Regions from separate parts of the Homo sapiens genome. Here region 1 is linked to region 2. A link is a contact called in ENCODE Hi-C or POLR2A ChIA-PET data. All regions are on one chromosome and are shown on one strand. Each heading gives the region's core, a stretch centred on a gene start or an enhancer-like site at or near the end of the contact. The rest is flanking DNA. Distances are from core to core; before and after follow the strand shown.

What was found. Hi-C counts contacts between places; a loop is a spot of excess contacts on that map. ChIA-PET counts read pairs that join two places held with the same protein, here RNA polymerase II (POLR2A). Pooled maps may share reads with other maps.
Region 1: a loop to region 2 is called in a map of endothelial cell of umbilical vein, with 4 times the contacts of the local background. The contact joins two enhancer-like sites. A Hi-C loop is called at or near these places in 1 of 168 maps with a recorded cell type or tissue (endothelial cell of umbilical vein), 4 of 37 single-sample maps with no recorded cell type and 4 of 50 pooled maps. POLR2A ChIA-PET finds 5 or more read pairs at or near these places in 1 of 52 experiments (MCF 10A).

Annotation. Positions count from the first base shown.
Region 1 is chr11:13,330,090-13,335,338 of GRCh38, forward strand. All of the region lies in intron 3 of BMAL1 (basic helix-loop-helix ARNT like 1), which reads left to right. Among named protein-coding and RNA genes, the nearest start is that of BMAL1, 55 kb to the left of the region's middle. RefSeq lists a silencer at 3,573-3,867. Within about 2 kb of position 3,687, at least 10 of the 41 ENCODE cell types and tissues checked have a DNase peak (open chromatin) inside an H3K27ac peak, as active enhancers do.
Region 2 is chr11:13,103,091-13,107,942 of GRCh38, forward strand. No RefSeq gene overlaps it. Among named protein-coding and RNA genes, the nearest start is that of RASSF10, 96 kb to the left of the region's middle. Within about 2 kb of position 2,402, at least 3 of the 41 ENCODE cell types and tissues checked have a DNase peak (open chromatin) inside an H3K27ac peak, as active enhancers do.

The sequences.
Region 1 (5,249 bases), core at 2,437-4,936, 230 kb after region 2:
TCTATCACAAGGAAAGGGCTTAATTTCAGGAACACGGAGTAATTATTTGAGACTAGATACAATGCCAAAGCAGCAGGCCTTGATTCCTTGCTACAGGGCAGCTTAATCAGGAAATGGCCTAGATGGCCGCCTTTCAAGTAGGTCCTTGCAGTAGCTTGGCAACAGGCACAGGGTCATAATTGGAAGAATTTGGCTGTGAGTGTCTGTGGGTGTTTACAGTGCACTATAGGGCAGGGCTTCTCTTATTTATAGAATATTTTGAGCAACAAGCAGCAGAAGGCTGAAAAGCCACTAAAATCTCGATTTATTTTTAACAAATTCCATTTTTCTCCTCATCCCAGAAGGAGAACTGAGTTATTAAAAAACAGTTAAAAAATACATCATTGCAGAGCATGCCATATCTAATTATGGGGTTGCCAGCATCGGCCTGCAGCCACATTTCAAGGGCTTCGTAAATCAACCATCCATTCAATCTGTGAACTTATATGACTCCTGTTCTCCATTTAGATGTAGAGCGAAATTATTGGCAAGTGGGTGCTGATCAGAAAAAGTTCTTCCCTGTCTAAATTAGGAGATGGGAGGGATAAATATAGAATAGTATACTTATGTTCTCAAAAGGAGATAAAATCATTCTTCATTGTCCATTATACTTAGCTGCACAAACATCCATCCCATTGCACTAAATAGCCACTTTAGAGTTTTCACACATTGCAATGGCAGTTCTGTGCCACTCAAAGGCGCAGTATTGTGATATCTCGCTGAGCCTAAACCTGAGTGATTATTGCTCACGTAGTCATGAAGAGACATAAACCCAGTGCTTTTTTGCCTGTGTTGTCGTAGTGTACTAGAGCTACAAGGTGGGCCTTCAGAGAGACACTAGTTTTAAGTATATCTCATTGTAGGTGGGGAAGCAGAGGCCTAGGCAAGGGAGTGACTTGCCTAGGGTCCCATTAAGAGTCATGGCAGAGGTGGGCTGGGGCGGCAGTCTCTGTGCTTCTCTTGACAGTGCCCTGCTGTGCTCACTGGAGCTACTGTATTAAACAGATACCCTTCAGGGGTTCACAGTCTTAGAAGACACAGGCACGAAGATGGCCAAACAATCAGCCCATGCATAAGCAGACCAAGATATGTGTATATAACAGATTAGTTGAGTGGTAGAGAAAATGAGAGTGGGGAATTTTGGAATCTATTTGGATAGCAAAGCAAAGGTAACATCAGTTGCTCTCTGACCCACTTGGGAAAAGCTTATAGAGATGCTATGAAGTTTTCTAATGGAAAAAGGTGCAGTACATTTGCCATGTGTTAGTGGGAAGGTAAGTATGATGCAGTGGTGGGTGGTAGGAGGCAGTGAAGATAAGTATTGCAACTTTGGAGGAGCCCTGGGAATGGATTGTTGAGGTGATTTCATAGGAATACGAAAGGGAGCATAGGACCAGGGCACAGGCCAGAGACAGGCAATCCCAAGTTCCCTGGAGTACCCTGCCCTTTTCTGGGAAAGCAAGTGGGTGGCATGAGTGCTATGTTCCCAATGCTCTGGCCCCACCCCTGGTAGAAGAATAATAACTGATCATGGTGGGTTTTTTCTGAGCCTCTGTATCTTTGAGTAGCATTCTGGTAGCCAATATCAGTGGACTGGTGCCAGCCTGTGTGGTGAACCTCTATCTCTTTCTTGCCCTGGGCTGCATGTCAGGCACAGTGCCTAAGCCGGAGTGGGCTTTGGGGAGTTACTTCTCTTTCTGAGGCTGGAAGGGGCAGAGGGACGTAGGGAAAACTTTGCTAGGGAGGGCAAACTGTGAAAGCCTCTGGAGAAGTCACCTGTTGGGATACCAAAGGCCAGCGGTTTTAGAGGATGCGAAGAGGCCGGGCGGGGTTGGTCTGGGCCTAAACTAAGGCTGTAGCGGCTAGCATGGAGAGGAACAAGCGACGGGGAGTGATTACGGATGAGGAAGACGTACTAGGATTTGGCTACAGACAGACAACCAACCAGAGAGTAAAAGACAGTGACATGCTAGGATGTGAACCACCTACTACAGAGAAGGTCAGAGGTGGGGAGGGAGGAATCAGGGCTGTGGGCAGATCCAGCAGCTGGGATCCAAAGCTGAAGCCCTTGGGTTATTGAATCCATTCTTTCTGAGAAGAGATGGTTGATCTTCCTGCCCAGGGAGTTCCTAGCCAGACTGGACAGTGGTTCTCAAACATGGTGCCAGGTGTTGTCAGATAGCAAACAATTAGTTTGTACACAGAATGTCCCCAAGGTCACCTACACATATTTGTTTTTCCTAATCTTTGATACCTACAGCCACTTACCTGCTTTCGAGTTCTCAGAGTTGAGAACATATAAATTTGCAGTAACAAGTGCACAGGAAATACTTGGAAAATGGCTGATGAGCTTTAGTTTGGAAATTTCATTTTTTTCTTGGATCTGGATTATAATTTCAGTACAAGCTAGCAATTTTTCTTGTTGGTAAAATAGTTTCTAGTTTTAAAATTATTTCTGTAGTTAATAAAGTTAACACTATTTCATGATGGAGGCTGCCCCAGCTCTGAACCAATTTTCAAAAGGCAGATTCTCCTCTTTCTCTCTCTTATTTCTTGCTCTTGAACATTTCACTGTGTTCTAGCAACTTTTCCTGTGTGTGACTCGGCCAGGAGACTGACTTGAGTAAGATCCAGGTCAAGGGGTTGTGTGGGTGGGTCGGTGGTAAGGAGGTGCTGAAGAACACTAAAACCTTTGCCTGAGAGGAGTCTGGGAAGTAGCCTGCGAACTGGAATGACCCCAGGCTTCCTGTCACGGTCATAGCCCATGGAGTTGGCAGACTTGATCACTCTATATTGTGTGCCCCCAGGTAATGGCATTAGTCATCGATACTGTCTTTTTTTTTTTTTTTTCTTTGAGAGAGAGAGTCTCAGTCTGTCGCCCAGGCTGGAGTGCAGTGGCGTGATCTCAGCTCATTGCAGCCTCTGCCTGCTGGGTTCAAGTGATTCTCCTGCCTCAGTCTCCCAAGTAGCTGGGATTACAGGTACATGCCACCACACCCAGCTAATTTTTGGATTTTTAGTAGAGACGGGGTTTTGCCATGTTGGCCAGGCTGGTCTCGAACTCCTGACCTCGGGTGATCTGCTCACCTCGGCCTCCCAAAGTGCTGGGATTACAGGCGTGATCCACTGCGCCCGGCCAATACTGTCTTTAAATCGTCCAGAGTAAGAAAATGTTGATAGCTTGTTGTCACAGCCCTGTCATTTTACACATTCCCTGAATTATTGTCTGGCACCAGCAGGTGTTCCAGAAACACTTTTGGTTCTTTGAGCCATTACTGGTCATTCCTGTCACCACTGCCACCACCAGATGTGGTTCTGAGAGCATTAAGTAAAAGTTTTGAAGGTTGTGTATGTTAAGACTGGTGCAAAGTCCATCCTCCTTCCTTCGGGCTGATCAGCCACACCCTGGCTATCAGCACTTATTTACTCATTTTCAAAGTGACAGAATGGTCCAGTGGGCAGGGGCATAAGGGGTCACTTCCTCTAACCACCCGCCAGTGCAGGAGGATCCCATCTGCGCAGTGGCTGCCCATGACAGGCAGTTCCCTAGCCCCAGTCGGACATCTCCGCACCAGGCATCCTGCTCCTGCTTTATGGACATCTTTGGCTCTTAAAAATCCTCCTTTATTCTGACCGCAGATCTGCCTTTTGGCAGTGTTTCCTTAGTGACCTAGTTCTGCTTTTTGTGGCAACACAGAACAAAGGTCGGTAGGCATGGCACAATTCCAGCTTAGAAGTTTGAAGGTAGTGCTCATGGACCCACATCCTTTCCCTCTCCACCCACTCTATCTCCCTCCACAAGGTTTATGTTCTCCAGTGCCTTCAGCCATTCTTTCTATGGCATGGCAGTCAGTATTAATCCCAGTAAAGGTAACATGTATCCAGAGAGTGCTTGCCATGGGCCAGGCACTGTTCTAAGCTCCGTACGTGAATTGTCTTATTTATGACTCAAAATCACCATATGAGGTGAGCCCTGTCATCATCCTCATTTTACCAATGAGGCAACTAAGGAACGAGGGCTCACATCTTGTCCCGAGCCATGCAGTCAAGCAGCAGAGCAGAGATTTGGGGCTAGGCAGTGTGACTCCAGAGCCCGTGCTCTTAGTTGTGGTGCAAGACTATCTTACAGCCTTTCCTGCATAGTGCCAAAAATAAGCCCATGGTGCACTAGACTTGGGCTGGCCCTGCTTTAACTTATTTTGCAAGAAATCATTAGACAGGAGCCTTAGTTGAACCATTTTCTGTGAAACCTTCAGAGTTTGTTTTGACAGAACAGACTGCAGGGCAGAGGCATCTGCACTGTCCCCAACAAATGGGTTCATCCTGTAGCTCTGCCAGGCCCCACAGGGTTCATAAAATGGTAGCTTTAGATCAAGGTGACAAATACAGGGCTCTTGATGTTTTTTTTTTTTTTCCTGAACATGGTGCCTGAGCAATAGGTTTCTTGTTTAAAGTGCTTAGTCATGGTTTTATGGCCAGAAAGTAGAAGGAGAGAGGTACCTAAGAATTGCAAAACTGGGTCATCTCTTCAAGTGCCTAATCCAATATTCAGTCTCAGAGAACAACTCCAGCAGTTACGGGGGTGGAAGGATGTGATGACCACCTACCATCCAAAACTGGGATGTAGGTGCCAAATACACATTCTCCTGAAATGATCCCTGGTGCCTCTAGCCAGGCTCTTCCAGGAGTCTAGAGAAAGATGGCCCATGACTTCATCCAGAGTCTTTGCTTCCTGTGCTCTGGGATGCCTGGGCTTTTCTGGCCACAGCCATACACTGACAGGGCCAGAAGGGCTGAGATGCTGGGATTGAACCATCTTTCTCTTTGTGAGTTGCTTTCCAGATAGCACGCATTCCGGTCACTATTTTCCAGAGATTTAAGCAGCAAAGTGAGGGACCCTCGGGCATCGACTCAGAGACCTGGAGGGGAGCAGCTTGAAGCAATGTAAAAAGCACTGGATAAAATCTGGTTCTACCAAAAATAGGGCTATGAGAGTTACCTCACCTCCCTGAAAGGTAATATCTTTATCTGAAAAATGGGGATGATAATACTACTAACCTGGAAGATTGACAGGAGGATTAGATGAGATTCTGCATGGACATAACAGTCCTTGGCATGATGTCTAGCAGTGAAGAAACATAAATATGAGAATAATAACTTCCTTCTTCCTCCGCTGTCTATTCCTTCTCTTATTCTAGTCCTGTCTGCTG
Region 2 (4,852 bases), core at 1,152-3,651:
GTGGAAATTATCTGAGGTTTCTCACTAGAATACTCAGTGAGACCGTGTTCAGGAGTGGGTGGCTGACAGGACTGACATCCTACAGGAATGGCATAAAGACTATTTTAAAATGAAGATATTTGAAATATGGAAGATGCAGAAAGAAGCCTTTTCTGAGCTTCCCTTATCGGACTAAAGGCAGAGCTCCTTGAAAATGAAATTGCCATAAATCCCCTCTCCAGGAGAGCTGACAGCCAAGGAGACTGGTCATTAGCACAAGGCAGAGAAATTGCATAAATACACATTATCACCAATTGTCATACCCTCCATTTATCTCCACTGAAAGCTCATTTATCCTCTCACAGAAGCCCTTTCTCCCCACCCCCTTTCCCCAGTGAAGTTGGTATATAAACCTTTATTCCTCACTGCTCGGCTATCAATGCTCCCACATGCATGTGGATTTAAAAGAAAGTTTTTCTCCCAACGAGGTGAATGGGTTACTCGTGAAAGAAATGCAGGATTTCAATAAATGAAACTGAGAGGACCAGGTGTGGTGGCTTATGCCTGTAATCCCAGAACTTTGGGATGCTGAGGTGGATGGACTGCTTGAACGCTGGAGTTATTGAGACCAGACTGGGCAACATGGAGAAACCCATCTCTACAAAATATATAAAAATTAGGCAGTGTGGTGGTGTGCGCCTGTGGTCCCAGCTATACAGGAGGCTGAGACATGAGAATCACCTGAACCCAGAAGGTGGAAAATGTAGTGAGCAGAGATTGCACCACTGCACTCCAGCCTGGGCAACAGAGTGGGACTCTGAAAAAAAGAAAGAAAAAGAGAAAGAGAGAGAGAGTACTCCAGCCTGGGCAACAGAGTGAGACACTAAGAAAGAAAGAAAAGAAAAAGAGAAAAAGAAAGAAGAAAGAAAGAAGGAAAGAAAGAAAGAAAGAAAGAAAGAAAGAAAGAGAGGAAGGAAGAAAGAAAGAAAAGAAAAGAAAAAAGGAGGAGGAGGATAGGAAGGAAGAGAGAAAGGAAGAAAGAAAGGAAGAAAGAAAAGAAAAAAAAGAAAAGAAAAGAAGAAGGAGAGGAGGATAGGAAGGAAGAGAGAAAGGAAGAAAGAAAAAGAAAGAAAGAGAAAGAAAGAAAGAAAAAGAAAGAAAGTAAGAGATGTTTGGATGGAAGCCATGTGAACAAAGGAATAGAGGAAGGAAAATACAGGGCAGGTTCGGGGAATGTTCTGCTGTGACTGGAGCAAAGGGTGAATGGAAATCCAGTATAGGAAGCTGAGGCTGGATAACCAAATTACAGCCAACTGGTGGGAGAGTCTTAGACCTTGAGATTTGGGAGGATCCCTAACCCACCTTCTTCATTAGAGCAATAGAAGAGAAACAAGACCAGTGTCTTGGAGAGTATCAATGGCTGGTCAATACCAAAAGGCAAGTAAACGGCAGAGATGGAGGCTAAAGCTCCTGACTCTGAACTCCCTCCCCAGTTTCTTCTTCGCTGCAGCGTGCTGCCTCCTTTGAGATGGATATGGGAGGCAGGTGGAGTTGGTGATGGGACAGAGCTCTCCTGTGTGTTGCCCAGCCTCATTGCCTGCTTTCCTTCTCCAGACACAGTGTAATATCAGTGTTGGCTCCAAACAGCCAGGAGTGGCCAACATGACACGTACCCCTCTGTCCCTATCCTGTGCTGTCAAGCACCTTGTATATAGGCTGTTCCCAAGAGCAGACCAGGAGTGAAGTAGGGCAAGGGGCCCCATTCTTCTCAGCCCAACCAGCACTGGCCATTTCCTCTCTTGGCATGATTTTAGAATTTCCCATTCTCCTCCCTACTGCATTTCCTGCTCAAAGTAGATTTTTTTCCTAGGTCAACTCAGCTGCTCTCTAATTCGGGCAAAACTAGAGATGCAGAGAAAAATGAGAACCTGTTGGGGTTATTTTGGCCTATTGTTCCACACTACAGAGACATTAGATAACGACCTGATCCTGTACCTCTCCTACTCCGCCCCATCCCACGACCCTGGAAGGCATTGTTTGAGTGTTTTGTTTGCATTGTTCAGAGGTTCTCTTAATCTAGTTCAAATTTAAACCTTGATGAAAAAGACAGGTGCAGGCAGCTCTGTGGCTCTCAGTTATTGACCACTCTGTGCAAAAGCCCACACCATGCACACACGTCTTTGCACTGTCCACCATTTGTCCCCCACTTCCTCTTCCTCCCTGTCTGTCTTCCCCACTATTAATCCTTTGCTCCTATCCAGCTGGTCTCTGGATTATTCCCTGAACTTGCCTTGTGTTTTTCCACCTAAAAGCCTTTGTCCCCACCACCTGTCCCCATAAAATGTCCTCCCCACTTTTTTCCATCCAGCCAGATCAGATTCGTTTCACCCTCATTCAACGCCAACTGTTAGTTGGCACTGGGCCAGCACACGTTATCTCATCCTGCAAGGCCTAGCATACATTTATTCTTATCTGGGAAGCTTTCTGGGGCTACCCCAACTGGAAGTGACTACTTCCTCCTTTCTCTCACACTTATTGTCTGTACTGCTCATTTGGTGCTTAATACATCCTAGTACTTTACAATTAATCATTCACTTGCTCATTCATTCATTTAACAAGTATTTACTGAGTGATTATTATTTTGCAGACACTGTGGTAGATGCTGGAGAGATGCAGATGCAAAAGACACCCTGGTTGTCCCCTAGAAACTCACTCTAGTGGTCAAAATTGACACATCAGAAGCTGCTTGTCATAAAATGATGAGTATAGGTCACACTTCAGAAGTCCAGCAGTGGGGCTCCATGATGAATGAGTAAACAGTGGCTCTGTGAAGGTGGAGAGAAAGCGCATTTTCGGAAGGTAGAGGAAGAGCAGGTGCCCAGAGCTGAGGAGCATTGGAATAGGGCTACAAGCAGCACTTGCTGCTGGACCAGAGAATGTTGCCAAAGTATAGAATGTGCAAGATATCATTGGAGGACCTGGAGTTCCAGTCTTAGAGCTTGGCTTCATTCTGAGAGGCATGTTGTGCCATTGAGGGTTTTAAGCAAGGGATTGATTCAAGCTTTGTGGTTTAAGATCACTCTGGCTACTTTCTGAAGGGTGGATAAAACCAGGGAGAGATTTGAGGCAGGAAATTGTTAGGAGGCTGTGGCAATAACCCAAGGCAAGAGACATGAAGGTGGTAATCTCTGCCTGAGAAATGAAGAGACTCGATTTGAGAAATACACAGGATGTATAAAATTATACCGCAGTCACAGCTCTGGAGGCCCTCACAACCGAAAAGTGTGCATAAGTACAATTCAATGTATGGAACCTGTCAAGGATTAAAAAAGTGCTACCAGAGCACAGGAGAGATGGCAGATGACATTGTCTAAGAAATGTGGACCATGTCACGGACTTGTCATTCCTATAACATGGCTATTTATGCACATGTGTCAGACCTCTTCTCCTAGATTTTAGGCTCACTAAAGGCAGGGGACATGGAAAAGCTAAAGGACATCAGCTCTTGTCACAAGCAAGGCCTCTCTGCTCTCCACATTGTGGGTAGGGGTGTCCCAGGGAACTATGTTTGTAGCAGGCAGGTCAGGAGTTTCTGCAGCAAGGGCAGGGCAGGGAAAAAGCATCAAGACATGCTATGAACAGGCCACAGGGGTGATGTCCAGAGCACAGAATTGGAGCCAGGCTAGTCTAAGTTCACATTTCTGCTCCGCTGTCAGCCAGCTATGTGACCTTGGGCAAATAACTTAAGTCAAATTCAGTACTGAGTCAATTTCAGTATTATGTGAAAAATAAATGGAAATCTCTAGGCATGTACCTAGTACCTCTAGAGTACTCTTTGTTATAGATGTAGGTATCACTGATGTTGGCATCTCTTTTCTTATCCCTTCCCCTCACTAATCTGGGAGATCCCTGAGTGCAGCAGAGACTACATCTTACTCATATTTTACCCTCATTTTCTGCCACAGTACTTGCTGCACAGTAGCTGCTCAATCGATGTTTGTTGAATGAGTTCATATGAGCACTTACAATGTTACTTCTGAGCCCAGTAAAATTCCTTAATTTAGATTCACTGCCTACCCCTGAGATAGCACAGAAAAGAAACAAATTTGACAAAGACATTGTTCCTGCCCTCAAGGGGCAGAGATAATTTAAATCAAAGAAAAACTTTAGGTTCTTCAAGGCGCTGTCCTGTATGTTGTTCTCTGCCCACCTCATCTCTTCTCTTTCCTTTCCACACTGTGGTTATCTCATTCATTCACAAGACTTAAATCTATAGTTGATGATTTTCCAATGTATGTCTCCCACAGTGACCTCTCTCTGATCTAGATCAATATATCCAGCTGCCTACTTGACATTGCAAGTAGATTGACATTATCTACTTGCAATCTAATGTCTTAAATTGCACCTTGGACATTTCCACCTAGACTTGCTACTCCTCCAGCATGGCTTTTCTCACTGGGAGGCAGGTTCATCCACCAGATGAATGGTCCAAGCCATTCATCTGGGAGTAATCTTTAACACCTACCTCTCCCTCATGTCTACATCCGATAAAATTTCAGGCTCCCAAAGTAGATCTAGATCTAGGTTCCCTCCTCTTCTCCCGACTCCCACTGCCACCACCATCTCTCATGTGGAGATCATATGACCTCCTCTTGGTAGCCCCATTTTTACTTTTGCTTCTCTTTTTAGATAGTAGCCATAGAAGTATTTAAAACCATTATTCAGACCATAGTACTGATTTAAAAGCCTTTAATGATTTATCTTACAGTTGGGAAGAAATTCGAAATGCTTACCACGACCTGCTGGCCCCATGTGATTGGACTTCCTGCCACTCTCTTGCCTCCTCGCACTCCACTCTGCTTCTTCACTGTTT